Linked DNA regions of Homo sapiens: region 2 is linked to region 1. Evidence: chromatin loops called from intact Hi-C (ENCODE). Cell type or tissue: MCF 10A. All regions are shown on one strand.

Evidence for each region. Hi-C counts contacts between places; a loop is a spot of excess contacts. Peaks named below come from ENCODE experiments on the same cell type or tissue, not always from the same donor. Only the 100,000 strongest peaks of a DNase experiment are listed, where the experiment ranks them.
Region 2: a loop joins it to region 1, with 11 times the contacts of the local background. A loop is called at or near these places in 3 of 110 quality-filtered maps.

Annotation. Positions count from the first base shown.
Region 1 is chr12:27,936,989-27,944,988 of GRCh38, forward strand. No RefSeq gene overlaps it. Among named protein-coding and RNA genes, the nearest start is that of PTHLH, 32 kb to the right of the region's middle. In MCF 10A, a CTCF peak has its summit at 3,999 (motif pointing left); a DNase peak (open chromatin) is centred at 3,973.
Region 2 is chr12:28,169,043-28,177,042 of GRCh38, forward strand. No RefSeq gene overlaps it. Among named protein-coding and RNA genes, the nearest start is that of CCDC91, 17 kb to the right of the region's middle. In MCF 10A, a CTCF peak has its summit at 3,573 (motif pointing left); a DNase peak (open chromatin) is centred at 3,589.

The sequences.
Region 1 (8,000 bases):
TGGTATATCTATACATTGGAACATTATTTGGCCATAAAATGCAATGAAGTATTAATATGTGCTGCAACATGAATGAACCTGAAGGGAAAGAAAGAAAATAAGTGAAAAAAAAAAAAAAAGAAACAGTCTTAAGGGGCCACACATTGGATGATTCCATTTGTATGAAATGTCCAGAATAGGCAAATTTATAAAGACAGAAAGTAGATTAGTGGTTGCCAGAGGCTGGGAGAAGGGGATAATGGGGAGTGACTGCTAAGAGATGTGTGGTTTCTTTTTGGGGTAATGAAAATATTCTGGAAGTAGGTTGTGGTGACAGTTGCATAACTCTGTGACTATACTAAAGCCATTGAATTGTACACTTTAATTCTAATTATATCACAAAGTTATCTTAAAAATTAATTAGTTCATGTAAATGACTTTAATATATAATTAAGGCATTACAGAATAGTGAGGAAAGGGAAGATTATTAATGGTATTGGGGCTATCTGCTTTACAATTTTGAAAAAGTGATACCTTTACATTTATATTATGATTCAAAATAAATTTTAGAGGGATTAAATATTTAAATAGTAGAATTGGTTTGAAACAGAAAAACTAACAAGAAAGTAGAAATATTAATCAGACATCTATTAGTGGAGCTAGAATAAACTTCTATGCAAAGCAGCAATAGAAGAAACCACCAAGTAAATGATCAACATCAAACTAGATGTGTAAAAATTAAGAACTATTTGATGTAAATAGGAAAACAATAATAAAAAGGAAAATAACAAATTGGCAAAGAACATACTGCAACAAATATGTTGGATAAAAGGTGAATATCTTCACTCTAGAAAAAGTTAAATTATTTGATAAGATATGAAAATAAAGCAGAAGATACAAAAAAAATAAGAGAAAGTTGCACAATTCAAGGCAGGATAAAAGTTGTGTAATAACCCTTACTGTGAAAAGGCTATGTGCTATACTGTTGTGCAGAGACAGGAAACATCCATTTGGTGTTGGGGAGGGAGACAATAAGGAGTAGAGTAAACAAAATGTGGAAAAATATTCGTCTGTGCATGTAATCAAAGGCATGTATTTTAAAATAGCAATTATCTATTTTTCTTCGATTGAATTAGCAAACACTACAATTCTCAAAACTGGAGTGAAGAAAAGGTAAAAGTGGTATATTCTCAAACACAGACAAGCAATGTAGTATCATGAAAAGATTCATACGGTGTTTGGAATTAGGCAGAATTAAAATCAAATGATAATTCTGCCACTTATAAGCTGTGTGATCTTGGTAACTAATACAAGGGTAAATCTATATTATTAACCATAATATGGTGATGTTTCCTACTTTGCAGCATTGATGTGAGAACAAGTGATACTATGTGCAAAGAATGTAGCTGAGTCCTTGATACATTCTAAGCACTCAGTTTATTCTAAGAGTTCAATAAACAGTGACTGTTTGAATATTATAGTTGGTCATGGAAATTAATAAGAAAAATTTAGCAAGTATCAAAAACTATAAAATGTTCATATTATTTGATCCAGTAATTTTACTTCTGGAAATATATTCTAAGAAAATAACCATTAAGACAAGGAAAAAAATTATACTCACAAAACTATTTTAGTGGAATTATCCAGAATAGGAAATGTTTTATAACAGAGGAATGGTTAACTCAATTTAGATGTAACTATTTGCTGAGTGGAAGTATGATGTGGCTGCCGCAAAGAATGGTAATTGTGAACGCCAAGTCATTTCTTTAAAAAAAATTGGTACTTCTGTGTATCAAAGGGCACAATCAACAGAGTGAAAAGGTAACTTACAGAATGGGAGAAAATATTTGCAAATCATATATCTGATAAGGTGTTAATATCTAGAAAATATAAAGAACTTGTACAACTTAACAACAAAAAGACAAGCTGATTTTAAAAAGGATGAAGGACTTGAATAGACATTTCTCTAAAGAAGACATACAAACATATGAAAAAATGCTTAATATTACTAATCAGAGAAATGCAAATCAAAAACACAATGAGATATTACCTCATACTTGTTAGGATGGCTATTATGAAAACAAACAAACAAACAAACAAACAAACAAAAGTAGGCCGGGTGTGGTGACTTATGCCTGTAATCCCAGCTCTTTGGGACTCAAAGGTAGGAGGAAGATAGCTTGAGGCTAGGAGTTTGAGACCAGCCTGGGCAATGTAGTGGGATCCTGTTTCAACAAACAAACAAACAAAACCCCAAAAGTAACAAGATTGGTAAGGACGAAGAGAAATTGGAACCCTTGGGCACTGTTGGTGGGAAACTAAAATGATGTAGCTCTATGGAAAATAGTATGGAGCTTCCTAAAAAAATTAAAAATAGAAGTACCATATGGTCCAGCAATCCCACTTCTGAGTATACATCCAAAAAAGCTAAATGAGGGATCTCAAAGAGATATTTGCCCATCCATGTTTATAGCAGCATTATTCGTAGTAGCCAAGAGATAGAAGCAATCCAAATGTCCATGAATGGATGGAGGATAAGCAAAACACAGTAAATCCATACAATGGAATATTACTCAGCCTCAAAAAGGAATAAAACAGCCGGGCATGGTGGCTCACGCCCGTAATCCCAGCACTTTGGGAGGCCGAGGCTGGCGGATCGCAAGGTCAGGAGATCGAGACCATCCTGGCTAACACGGTGAAACCCCGTCTCTACTAAAAATACAAAAAGTTAGTCGGGCGTGGTGGCGGGCGCCTGTAGTCCCAGCTACTTGGGAGGCTGAGGCAGGAGAATGGCGTGAACCCGGGAGGAGGAGCTTGCAGTGAGCCGAGATCACGCCACTGCACTCCAGCCTGGGCGACAGAGCGAGACTCCGTCTCAAAAAAAAAAAAAGAAAAAAAAAAAGAATAAAACTCTGTCACATACTACAACATAGATAAACCCCGATAATATTATGTGAAAAAAGCCAGTAACAAAAAGACAAGTATCATATCATTCCACTTATGTGAGGTATTTGAAGTAGTCAAAATCACAGAAACAAAGTAGAATCGTGGTTACCAGGGACTGGTGGGTGTAGTGGAGGAAAAGGGGAATTGTTTAATGGGCATAGACTTTCAGATTTGCATGGCGAAAGAGTCTTGGAGATCTGTTGTAGAACAATGTGAATATACTTAACACTACTAAACTGCACTCTTAAAATGGCTAAGATAGAAAACCTTATTTTTTTGCCACAATAATTTTTAAAAAATGAAAACTTCAATAAATATGAATTGAGTGTGTTTCACTGTGCCATGTCCTGTGGTCTGCAGGGAGATCACTTTGGAAAAGAAAAGGCTGGAGGGACCATCAAGGGCCATTTGAGAAGAGCAGGGAGAAGCCATTGACATTTTTTGAAAAAGTTTCTTTAAGACAGGATCTTGCTCCATTGCCCAGGCTGGAGTGCAGTGGCGCAATCATAGCTCTCTGCGTCCTGGGACTCCTGGTCTCAAGTGATTCTCCTGCCTCCATCTGCTGAGTAGCTAGGACTACAGGCACATGCCACTGCCCCTGGCTAATTTTTAAAATTTTTGTAGAGATGAGGTCTTGCTATGTTGCCCAGGCCAGTCTTGAACTCCTGGCCTCAAGAGATCTTCTGCCGTGGCTTCCCAAAGTGTTGCGATTACAGGCCTGAAACACTGCCCAGCCATCCATTGAAATTTTAAAGCAGGAAAACAGAAACAGTGTAAAATAGATTAGAAGACCAGAAAATTATATGTACAACAACTACGCAAAAACATGCCTATGAAGGAAAACGTGAAAAGGAATGAGCTTATAGGTGATATTTTCCTCCATTAAAAAAGTAATTCTTGTTTTTGGCTCCTCTAACCCATAAATGGAATGGCCAGCAAAGCCACACAATCTGAAAGTTCTAAGAGAAAGGAGAGTGTTGCGTCTTCTTCTATACCTACCTTTCTCTGGCTTACTCCTCCAGTCAGGGGAGTACAAGTTGAATTCAAGGCTGAGTGTCTCCTGTGCTGCCACCTCGTGGTCACTCCCAGGCTGTCAGCTGAATTTAAGAGTATGCCAGTAACATGTTTCATGTTAAATAATCAGAGCACAATTTATGAATATGATTGAAATTATTCTAGTAAACAATCTTAAAATGTGTCTCTTAGATACTAGTCTTGATTGCAAGTGGTTGAGGATGAACCTTGTGACCTTTTAAAATATCTTCCAGCTCTGTTTTATGTGGTTTAAAAAAAAAAACTTTTGAAGCTCTGGAAATTTTATATTAATGTGGCATAATTCATACCAAAATTTTTGTTGGTTTGTGTTTTTAGAAAACTTCAATATTTAATAATAATGAAAAGACACTAGAGGTTTTACAAAACGAATGATGAACTTTAGACATAAATATCATGACTAACATTTTTAAGTTGGCAAATTCAGTATTTTCTTTGCCAACCTGTTATTTTGCAACAAGAAACTTCTCAAAGTGATGATCAAATAGTCCTTAGGCTTAAAAGTGGTATATGTTGACATTGAGAAAAAATAATATTTGAATATAAGAAAATCTGTGGTGCTTGCTAATGAATAAGTTTTAAATCATATGGCATGAAGCAAGTATTTTATTCCATAATTTAGAACTATTTTATAATTAATGGGAAATGCTATTTTTTCCAGAAGACAAATAGACCATACATATTAAATTAATGTAAGAAATTTCAACATCTTACCTTATGCATCGGTTTTTTTTCTTCTTTCTTTTTCCTATTTGTCAATTGTAAAGACTATGTAGCAAAATTTTTGACTTTTTAAATTCCCTAATGATATCTGAATTTATGAATTAATCTATATTTTAGGAAAGGCAGAGGCTCTGGACTCAGATTGTCTGCTTCCAATTCTGACATGACCTTTCTGGGCACATGTTCTTTGAATCAATGAGTTTAATGGTTTTCATCTGCAAAATGAGACAATCACCTTACCTACTTCAGAGGGGTTTTGAAGAATTCAATGAAATAATGCATACAATGCCCTTGACAGTGCTCAGTACATAAGAAATGCTCACTCTTAGGCAATATTACAAATGAAGAGAAGCTATGCTAGTGAAAAAGGTCTGTAATTATCACAACATCATAGTACTCTAATATCTTAATAACTTTCACCAGATCAGTGGTGTGATTTCTTTCTTTTTTTTTGAGATGGAGTCTTGCTCTGTCACCCAGGCTGGAGTGCAGTGGCACGATCTTGGCTCACTGCAACCTCCGCCTCCTGGATTCAAGCGATTCTTTTGCCTCAGCCTCCTGAGTAGCTGGGACTACAGGCGTGTGCCACCATGCCCAGTTAATTTTTGTATTTTTAGTAGAGATGGGGTTTCACCATGTTGGCCAGGCTGGTCATGAACTCCTGACCTTGTGATCTGCCTGTCTCGGCCTCCCAAAGTGCTGGGATTACAGATGTGAGCCACTGCACCAAGCTTGGTGTGATTTCTTTAAAACGTGTGATGTGTGTGTGTGTAATGATCTATTTCTAGAAATGTTTACTTAGGAGTTATTTTGTTATTTAGTTGTTATTTTGAAGAAATTACTATCACATATGCATCTCACAGCCTGTTCTTCCTTAGATATGGATTCTACAGTGTTCAGAATAGAAACAAAATGAGTTTGATCCAGAGCATGACCTGTTACACTGTAAAGTTTTAATTAAAAAGACGTAAGCAAAAATTCAAATCCAAATATTACATATCTCAAAAACTGTTCATACTCTATAATATTTAAAACCACTTCCCATACATGAGTGCTAGGTAAAGCTTTAATAACTCTTGAATTAGCATTTTTTTTCTTTTTTTTTTATTATACTTTAAGTTTTAGGGTACATGTGCACATTGTGCAGGTTAGTTACATATGTATACATGTGCCATGCTGCTGCGCTGCACCCACTAACTCGTCATCTAGCATTAGGTATATCTCCCAGTGCTATCCCTCCCCCCTCCCCCGACCCCACAACAGTCCCCAGAGTGTGATATTCCCCTTCCTGTGTCCATGTGATCTCATTGTTCAATTCCCACCTATGAGTGAGAATATGCGGTGTTTGGTTTTTTCTTCTTGCGATAGTTTACTGAGAATCATTTCTATAAACAAGCCTTTTAAATATCATTTAAGTTCTTTAAAGAATTGATTATTGTCCACCATGTTGTTGTATGATTGGAGAAATAGAACAACTGAGGAATCTTTTATGATGTTATGTAGTCATAATAAGTTTAAAATATATGGTACAAATCAGATCCAAACAATATATGGTATGTTATTTGGATACCAAACAATATATGGTACAAAAATCAGAGAGATGCAGGGAACAGCTCAGAGTCAGGAGTAGAGAATAAGGAATTGTCTATGGAGTGTTCTTGAAGGCGATATGTTGGCAAAGTTCTGGATTTTTGGAGAGACTGTCCCGGACAATCAATATATCTCTGAGTCAGTATATTAGTCTCTTTTTTTTTTTTTTTTTTTTTTTTTTTGAGATAGGTTTCTCACTTTGTCACCCAAGCTGGAGTGCAGTGGCACAATCTCAGCTCACTGCAGTCTTGACCTTCCAGGCTCAAGTGATCCTTGCACCTCAGCCTCCTGAGTAGCTAGGACCCACAGGTGTGCACCATTATACCTGGCTAATTTTTGTATTTTTTGTAGAGATGAAGTCTCACTATTTTGCCCAGGCTGGTCTCGAACTCCTGAACTCAAGTGATTCATCTGCCTTAATATCCTAAAGAGATGGGATTACAGGTGTGGACCACTGCATCTGGCTAGTATATGAGGCTCTTATCAAAGATTGAGGCTGGTCAGGAGAAGCTTGATGGATAGAGAATATGGAGTGAGCAGAAATGCAGAATCTGAAATACGTGGTGTGGTCTGGCTGAAGAAAGAGGGTGTGAATGGTGCAGGCACAGTTGCTAAACATCAGAATTAAGCCTCAGATCCAAGTGTTCTCACCCAGATTTGGTGATGCTGAGAACAGGGATGCTCCGCTCATGCAAAGAGCTGCTATGTTCCTTTCATTGATTCAGCACATGTTTATTCAACTTATGTGGCAGAAACCATTCCAGACACTAGGGAACATGACACAGTCCTTGCTTTAAGGAGCTTAGTGGGTGACAGCTATGTGAACATACAATCACAGAACAGTGTGATAAGTGCTGGACAGAATGCTTAGAACAGGGATTTTGGCATTATCTAGACTCAGGCTCTTGCTTTGTAACCTTGGTGAGTTGCTTGACCTTCAAGCCGCAGATTTCTTATCCAGAAAATGGAGGCACTAACAAAACCTATTATATTTGGGTTCTTATGGGATTGACATGCTATGATGCCAGCCAAGTTCTTAACATAATCCTGTCTCATGGTGGTGGGGGCCGGAGGGGGAACCTAATAAATGTTAGCTATCGGGAGGAAAAGCACAGAGCTATGGGGCTCACTACTTGAGAAACAGCGAGTTCAAAGAAGACATAATGGAAGATGTGAGTAAGATGAGGCCCAGAGAAGTTAGCCTGACAAAGGAAAGCACATGGAAGGCTGGGGAGGAGTGTTCAGGGAGGAAGAGTTCTAGAGGTGGGAGAATGAAAGGCGTGTTGAGGGAACTAAAAATAGCAGATAAATGAACATAAAATGGATTCTGGAGAGAGAGGAAGGGCTTTCATTCTGCAGGGTTGCATATGTCAGAGAGTTCTCGAGACTCACCAAGCACACACCTACCTCACTGACATCAGCTTGACCTTCCTTCTGCCTGGAATGCTATTCCCTACATGCCTCTTTCCCTTGCTTCCTTCAGGCCTTTGCTCAGATGTTTCCATATCAGGGAAGTCTTCCTTGACCACCCTACATAAAATAGGATTTAAACAGTATAGGGCAGTAGTGAAATAGGCAGATTCAGGATCCCGACTGCTGGGACTCACATCCCAACGCTGCCATTTCCTGCAGCAAATTACTACACCTTGTTATGCTTCACCTTCCTCATGTGTAAAATGAGCATAATGCTAGTGCTGATGCAGAGAGGT
Region 2 (8,000 bases), 230 kb after region 1:
TCATCAAAAAAATTAAAAAACAATAACTGGCCAGGCGCAGTGGCTCACGCCTGTAATCCCAGCACTTTGGGAGGCCGAGGTGGGCAGATCACGAGGTCAGGAGATCGAGACCATCCTGGCTAACACGGTGAAACCCCGTCTCCACTAAAAAATACAAAAAATTAGCCGGGCGTGGTGGCGGGCGCCTGTAGTCCCAGCTACTTGGGAAGCTGAGGCAGGAGAATGGCGTGAATCTGGGAGGTGGAGCTTGCAGTGAGCCGAGAACGCACCACTGCACTCCAGCCTGGGCGACAGAGCAAGACTCCGACTCAAAAAAAAAAAAAAAGAATAACCACATGATCTAACAATTCTACTTCTGGGTATATACGCCAAAGAATTAAAAGCACGGTCTTGAAGAGATCCTTGCACACCCATGTACATAGCAGCATTATCCACAAGAGCCAAAAGGTGGAAACAACCCAAGTGTCACTGATGGATGGAGGAATGGATAAACAAAATGTGGTGTATGCATACAACAGAATGTTATTCAGCCTTAAAAAAGGAAGAAAATCTGACACTTACTAAAATGTGGATGAACCTTGAGGACATTCTGCTAGGTGAAATAAGCCAGTCAGAAAGAGACAAATACTATATAATTTCACTTACATGAAGAATGTAGAGTAGTCATATTGATAAAGACAGACAGTGGAATGATGGCTGCTAGGGGCTGGTGGGATGGGGGGAAAGGAGAGTTATTGAATGGGTACGAGTTTCAGTTTTGCAAGGTAAAGGGAGTTCTGGAGACATGGTGGTGATGGTTGCACAACAATGTGAATGTACATAATGCCACTGAAGTGTACACTTAAAAATGGTTAAGAAAATAAATTTTGTTAGATATACTTTATCACAATTAAATGAAAAAATAAACACATGCTTTCATACAAAAATACATGCAGATATATTAGATAGATATTTAAGGAAATAAAAACTAGAGATTTTTAATTCTCTTATGCTTTTCAATTTTCAGATAATAATTATAATCTAATTTCCCTAGTACTCCCTTGACTTCCCTTTAGGATACCAGCCAATGTTTTGAATTTTCCTACTGTCAGAAGTCTTGGCCCAAGATAAACTTTTCACTCCCTCCTTGTTTTCTAAAGGGTTCAGGCATTCAGACAAACTCCTAAAGTAGACACTGTCCTTCGCCTCAGATGGCTTAAATTCTGTAGGGGTATATTAACAAGAGAGGAGGCAATCACAGTACAATGTGGTGGTCTCATCTTCTAAAAGTTCACCTGATGTCCTGAGGGTGCTGAAATCATGAATGCGTTAGCACAAGTAGGTGACCAAGCAAAGTGACTCTGATAAATTGCATAAAGCCTTTCAATTAGAATTTGTCCAGACACACATTAAAATATAAAGCACAATAGCGCATCAATACTAGAGGCTATTTTTGTTCTAAATAATTATATAGGTATGAGGGCAGGGTGGAGAGAACAGGATTAATATGTAGAGGACTCCTCTGTCGTTTACACAGAAAAAAAATTCAAGCTATAGGGTCTATAACTGTGGACAAGAGATATCTGTTTAGTAGGTGTTTCAGGGGCCAAGAAAGATATGATTATAAAACTCATGTGGCAAAAATATGCTACTAGATTTTGTTTTTTGGTGACCAAGAAATAAGTCTATGCTACTTATAATGTCATATACTTAATTTGAGTAGACAAATTAACAGATGAACTCAAGACAACTCCAAAACTTTCTATACAATTGATTGAAAAAATTGCCACAAAAGCAGATGCTTCAGCTTGGAAAAGTTTCTTTGACAGATTGGTCTCTGGGTTTTGTAATTGTTAACCAAGTTAGGGAAAAATATTACAATATATTTGAGCCTAACGGGGCTCCATCACAGCCATTTTCAGTTAGTACATAAAAGATGTTTTTATCAGGGAGTTACATTTTATTCTTTCTTTCTTCAATAGGATTATTACTGATTCCTTCAAATGTTCTTTTTTTATTAGAAAGAAAAACATATAGAACATGATTACATAAGAGAAAGGTTGCAATTGTCTCTGTGTTAAGCAGAAACTTTCCATTTGCTAAAATTAGGGTACATTTACATTTTTAATAACAGCTAAGTTTAACAAGCCTTATTTTCCTCAGTGGTGGGAGGACACCTTGCAGCTCCTCCCATTTATTGTGACAATGTAATTCAACTCTGTTAAGCTTAAGTGAACAATATAGCCCTCTGATTTTCACTTTTAACAATTGCAAAACATTTTAGTAAACAAAATGTTGCTTCTGTAGACTTTTGAAGGTATCAAGAATAATGAGCCCTCCAAATACATCTGAATTAATTTATAAAAGATGAAAAGATAAGAAACTATTTAGCTTCATAAAGATTTTGACTAGGATTTTTTTATTTAAGATTTTTGGTAAACACACCAATTTCTTTCCCAAATCTCCTTCGCCTGGGTCCTGTATTTCAATGAATGAAGTCATCGTCCTCCTACATCAGCTCAAAACCTCAGACTATGTTTTGACTTCTTTCTCTCTTTACCCCACCCACATCTACTTAGTTTTTACTCATACCAATTCTACTTTTACAGAATCCCTTGCTTGCCTTCTTTATTCAATCTCAAAGCCTACAGGATTAATGAGATACCTTTTTAACAGATCTCCCTACCTTTGGGAGCTTATTTATCAGTCCATCCCACAAAAAAACTGCTATATCAATTTTTTTAGTACAAAATGCTGAAGCTGATCTTTTACTCCTATAACAACTTCCTGTTGTCAGTTCAGTTTTTGGAGTATGGCTGGTATTCAGTACACTCAAAGACATATTCACTCTATGACTCTTTAGCATTATTTCCCACTACTACCTTTCATATACCCTAACCGTCTAGGTCCTTTAATTTTGTGCATCCATGATGTTTTCTTTATTTGGCATGTGCTTTCATTACTCTCAATATGTCCAAATGCTTTCTGCCTCACCTGTGAGACTCAGCTCAAATTTTGAACCCTTTCCAAATGCCTTTATCTTTTCCTTCACTGAATTCTCTTAGTATTTTATATGTAACTCCCACTTTATGTAATTTTGATAGTGTATTAATTTTCATTTACACTTTAATCCCTTGATAGATTTCAAGTTTCTTGTAAGCAGGATTTATAGGTACTTTATCTTGTTATATCCCACATTCTAATTGTTCGATTAATATTCACTGAATAAATCTGTATGCAATACTGGAAACTCTTGAGAATTCAGGTGTGAGATATGTGAAGCAAGGCAATTTATCGACCAGTGGATATTATACATTTTTAAGTCTAAAAGAGACACTTGACCTCAGCAATGCCAAAATCATTGTCATAAAATTGAAACTATTATACAGAATTCACTAAAACCTTATTACATGATCTCTCATGCGGTAATTGGTTAATTTTTCAATGTTAAGAATTCCATGTACAGGGCACAGTACAACAAATCTAATAAACAACTTTCATAACCTATTGTCTTGCCTGTTGTCTGGTTCTGATTATTTGACATTGGTTTTTCCATAGGAGACATCCAATGCAGGAAGCAAAAGAGTTGATTACTGCACACTGCCCTCTGGTGAGCCACATGGGTAATCTAGAGGGGGAAATTCAGAGTTGAGAATGTAATTCACTCTCCATGCCTAGGATGCCAGTTAGTGCCAAAGAATTATGTCACATTTTGTGATGTGATCACTTCTCTCAACTGTATACTCTCCTGAGCCTACTAATTCTTTCCATGCAGGTCATCAAATGGCCATCAGTTGGTAAAATTTTCCTCTTCATTTAGCCAAAAATGGATCCAGAATATTTGTAATGAGTCTTACTAACCCAAGCTTTTCAAAAAATTGTGCTATTACTTCTACCATGACATTTCCCTGCATCTTCATATATCCCCAAAGCATTGTATGAAAACAATGGTAAAACATGTTGTATTAGTCCGTTCTAGCATTGCTATAAGGAACTACATGCAACTCGGTAATTTATGAAGAAAAGAGGTTTAGTTGACTCATGGTTCCACAGGCTATACAGGAAGCATGGCTAGGGAGGCCTCAGGAAACTTACAATCATGGTGGAAGGTGAAGGGGAAGCAGGCACATCTTCACATGGTGCAGCAGGAGAGAGAGAGCAAAGAGGGAAGTGCTACACACTTTTAAACAACCAGATCTCATGAGAACTCACTATCACGAGAACAGCAAGGGGGAATCTGCCCCCAAGATCCAATCACATCCCACCAGGCCCCTCCTCCAACACTGAGTATTACAATTTGACATGAGATTTGGGTGGGGACACAGAGCCAAACCATATCACATATTGTTCTCAGCTTGCAGAGAAGTCAGATTCTTTGTAATTGACATGCTAAATTCTCTACATTCACATAAACGAGTCTTATTTCATATATAAAAACATGGAGCTTTCTCATTCTTGAGGAGAAGTCCAAAAATCAAATAATCAATCTTATAACATTAGAAGTACTCTTTGATTTGGAAGGACCACAGGTATGTCTAGCTTTTGACCATATCAAAACTGCCATATTGCTGGGTGATATTACTCATTTATTACCAGCTGACTGAATACCATTCACAGCTAAATCAATAATGAAAGCTTCAGAACAGGTATGAAACCACTCAAACCTCACATTCTAGGAGGTACACAAATAACCCAGTGTCTAACGTTCATTAGCTTCTGAAATCAACTCTATTTGCTGTTTGTACACAAGTATATTTGTCCATTTTTAATTCTATTCCTAACTTCAGGAATCTGCATTTTGTAAAAGTTATACAAATAATGGATGATCTTCAAATAAGTGTAAATATCCTTACTGAAAAAAAAAACACTTGTAAAAACATAGAATAAATGCTTTCTTGTTTAACGGAGTGCTAAACTTGATAAAAATATGTCCCCATTTATCAAAATTTTGACTCTTCAAAATCCAAGCAACTGATTGATCATCTAGAACCTACTAAAATAGAAATGTAATTTTTCCTTACGTTCTTTATCATGCAGTTGAAAGTTTAAATTATATAAGAACAAAAAAGGGGGTAAGGAGGAAGCTGGAGGGCCAAAGTGAGGGTGGAATTTTTCAAAAAAAGAAAAAAAAAATATAAGAACCACATCCTTTCTTGAATCTCAATCTTTTAATTGTCTGAGGCCATTTATGCGCAAACTCAGTAAACTGGTTTTTACTTATTGTTAATTTATTTTGCTTTCAAATAAGAAAGCCTTCTGTGAGACACTTTCCTGCTGGTTTCTGCTGATTTGTTGCTTAACTGTGGGTACTAGTTTCCTGAATTCAGAGAGGAGTTCAAATAAAATTGCATCTAAGTTCATTTAACTGTAAAACTCTGTTTCTAATGATATCAGACATTAATGAATAATGATTTTAAACCAACAGATATTAACTGTATGTGTACTATATATTTAAACTCAATTTTTGTATTGTATATTATGTAGCTTAAAAGGTACCATAAGGATAAATGGTATATATCAAATTGCAATTTCCCATAGAAATAATTCACTCAGTTTTGTTTTCATTTTGTTTGTTTTTAATCTTCTCTTTTGACTACATTTGAGAGGGAATTTCTGGCTAGCACAGAATCCTTTTTAATTTGTTTCTGTATAATGTGCAGCAGATATACTTAATTAATGAACTGATTAGCAACTTCCTTAATTACTTTCCAGTAGTTTTTTTCATTATTAAATGTTCAGCCTTTGAATGAATATCTACCAATATATGCCATCACAATTTAATCAAATAGAATATATCTGTATTTTGTATTGTACTGAAACCGTCTAAAATAAAGCAAATATTTATATATCAAATAGGGAAATTGACAGCATTGTATGTGATACAACACAATATTATAATGCATTATATGAAGTCCTTAGTTTGCTTTTTCTTATATCTAATTTGTTTTGGTTGGTACCATGCAAAAAATAAAAGGCAACCACTAAGTCATAGAATTTAAATGGCATATTTTAAATGACTTTGACAATTTGTATATAATGTTGACTGACATCTTATCTTCATATAAGGCTTTACAGTTTTTTAATTAATAAACTTTATTTCTTAGAGCAGTTTTAGTTTCACAAACAGCAGAAAGTACAGAGTTCCCATATATTCCCTGTCCCCACACATGCCTTACACCCCTACTACCAGAGTACACGTGTTACAGTTGATAAACCTACATTGACACATCATTACACACAAAGCTCATGGTTTACATGAGGGTTCACTCTTGATGTTGTATATTCAATAGGTTTTGACAAATGTATAATGACATATCCATCACTGTAGTACCTACAGAATAGTTTTACTGTCTGAGAAATTCTCTGTGCTCTGCCTATTCACCCTTTTCTCCTGCCAATCCCTGTCAACCACTGATCTTTTAACTGTCTTTATGGTCTTACCTTTCCCAGAATGTCATATAGTTAGAAGCACAGTATGTAGCTTTTCACAGATTGGCTCCTTTCACTTAGTAATATGCATTTAAGTTTCTTCCTTGTCTTTTCAAGGCTTGATAGCTCATTATCTTTTCATGTTGAATAATATTCCATTGTCTGATATACCATAGTTCATTTATCCACTCACCTTCTGAGGATCTCTTGGTTCTTTTCAAGTGTTGGCAATTATGAGTAAAGCTGCTGCAAATATCCATGTGCAGATTTTTGTGTGGACCTAAGTTTTCAATTCATTGGTTAATTACCAAGGAGCATGATTGCTGGATCATATGGTAAGAGTTTATTTAGCTTTTGTTTATTAAACTTGCATCCTGAAACTTTGTTATAATTGCTTATTAGTTCCAGGAGGGGTTTTTTTGGTTAATTGTTTCAGATTTTCTACATAGTGTTTCTTATGTGAAAGACATTATTTTAGATGTTGTGGATACAAAAATAAACACATAATCCATGTCTTCAAGGATTTCATAATATATAGGGCAAAAGGTGTAAGCAAATTATTACAATGTGGCTTGTGAATGGCTATAATATTAGTATAAATGAAGTGTGATGAGGCCTCAGAGAATAGGCAGCTAATATAATCTGGAAATTTCAGAGAAGACTTTCCAGAGGAGGTTGAGTCTGAGTTGAATCTCCAGGGATGGACAGATGCTATCCAGGAGACCGACAGAAGGAAGATTATGCCTGGAAGAGGAAACAGCATGTTCAAAAACAAAGATGAGAATGCTTCATCCACAGAGAAACTTCCTAGTGGTTTAATGTGATAGACACCGAGATGCACCCCCAGATTCCTCTTCAAAGAGGATTTCCTATGCAGCTGCAGGAAATATGGCCAGTAATTTATAGCTGTCTGTTCAGGTTCAGAGAGCAGTCTTTTCCAAGGTCCTACCCTTAACCAGGGCAATCTGCATCTGGTAGAGGAGAGAAGTCTGAATACAAATGCAGGACAACTCTGATAGACATATTTGTTCCAGAGCTTTCTGCTGAGTTGGCTGAAGTTCTGTTGCGTCTGTATCGCAGTTCAACTTCTCTCTCTGACCAATGCTGTTTCACTTCACTTCCTATCAAAGGTTTGATCCCTAATAAGCACCCTGCATGCTGGCATGCTGAAATTCTTGTTTTGGCGTCTGCTTCCTGAGAATGCAATCCATGAATTTGGTACCAGGACTGGTCCAAGAGAGTAGGTGATGGGCTTTTTGCCTGAGTCATTCATTGCCTCCTGGCATTACTTGTGGTAAATGGAGCACAAACAGCTATTATCACAAGGTAGTAATCAAATTATTAACATTTTCACTGTTTGTGAACTGGCCAGATGAATCAGATATATTTGAGATGTATGGGGAATAAAGTAGCGATAAAGATAAAGGAATTGGATGGCTATTGCTAAGCGGTATTGATGCTCTACACAAAGATAATGAAAAAATCAGAGCGAATAACAAGCAATTAAAAACCAAGTGAGATTGTCAGAGGGCCTCTTTGGCTGCATAAAAAAGAAGCTCTCATTTCCTGCAGGAGGAGGCTGGAGAAAGGTG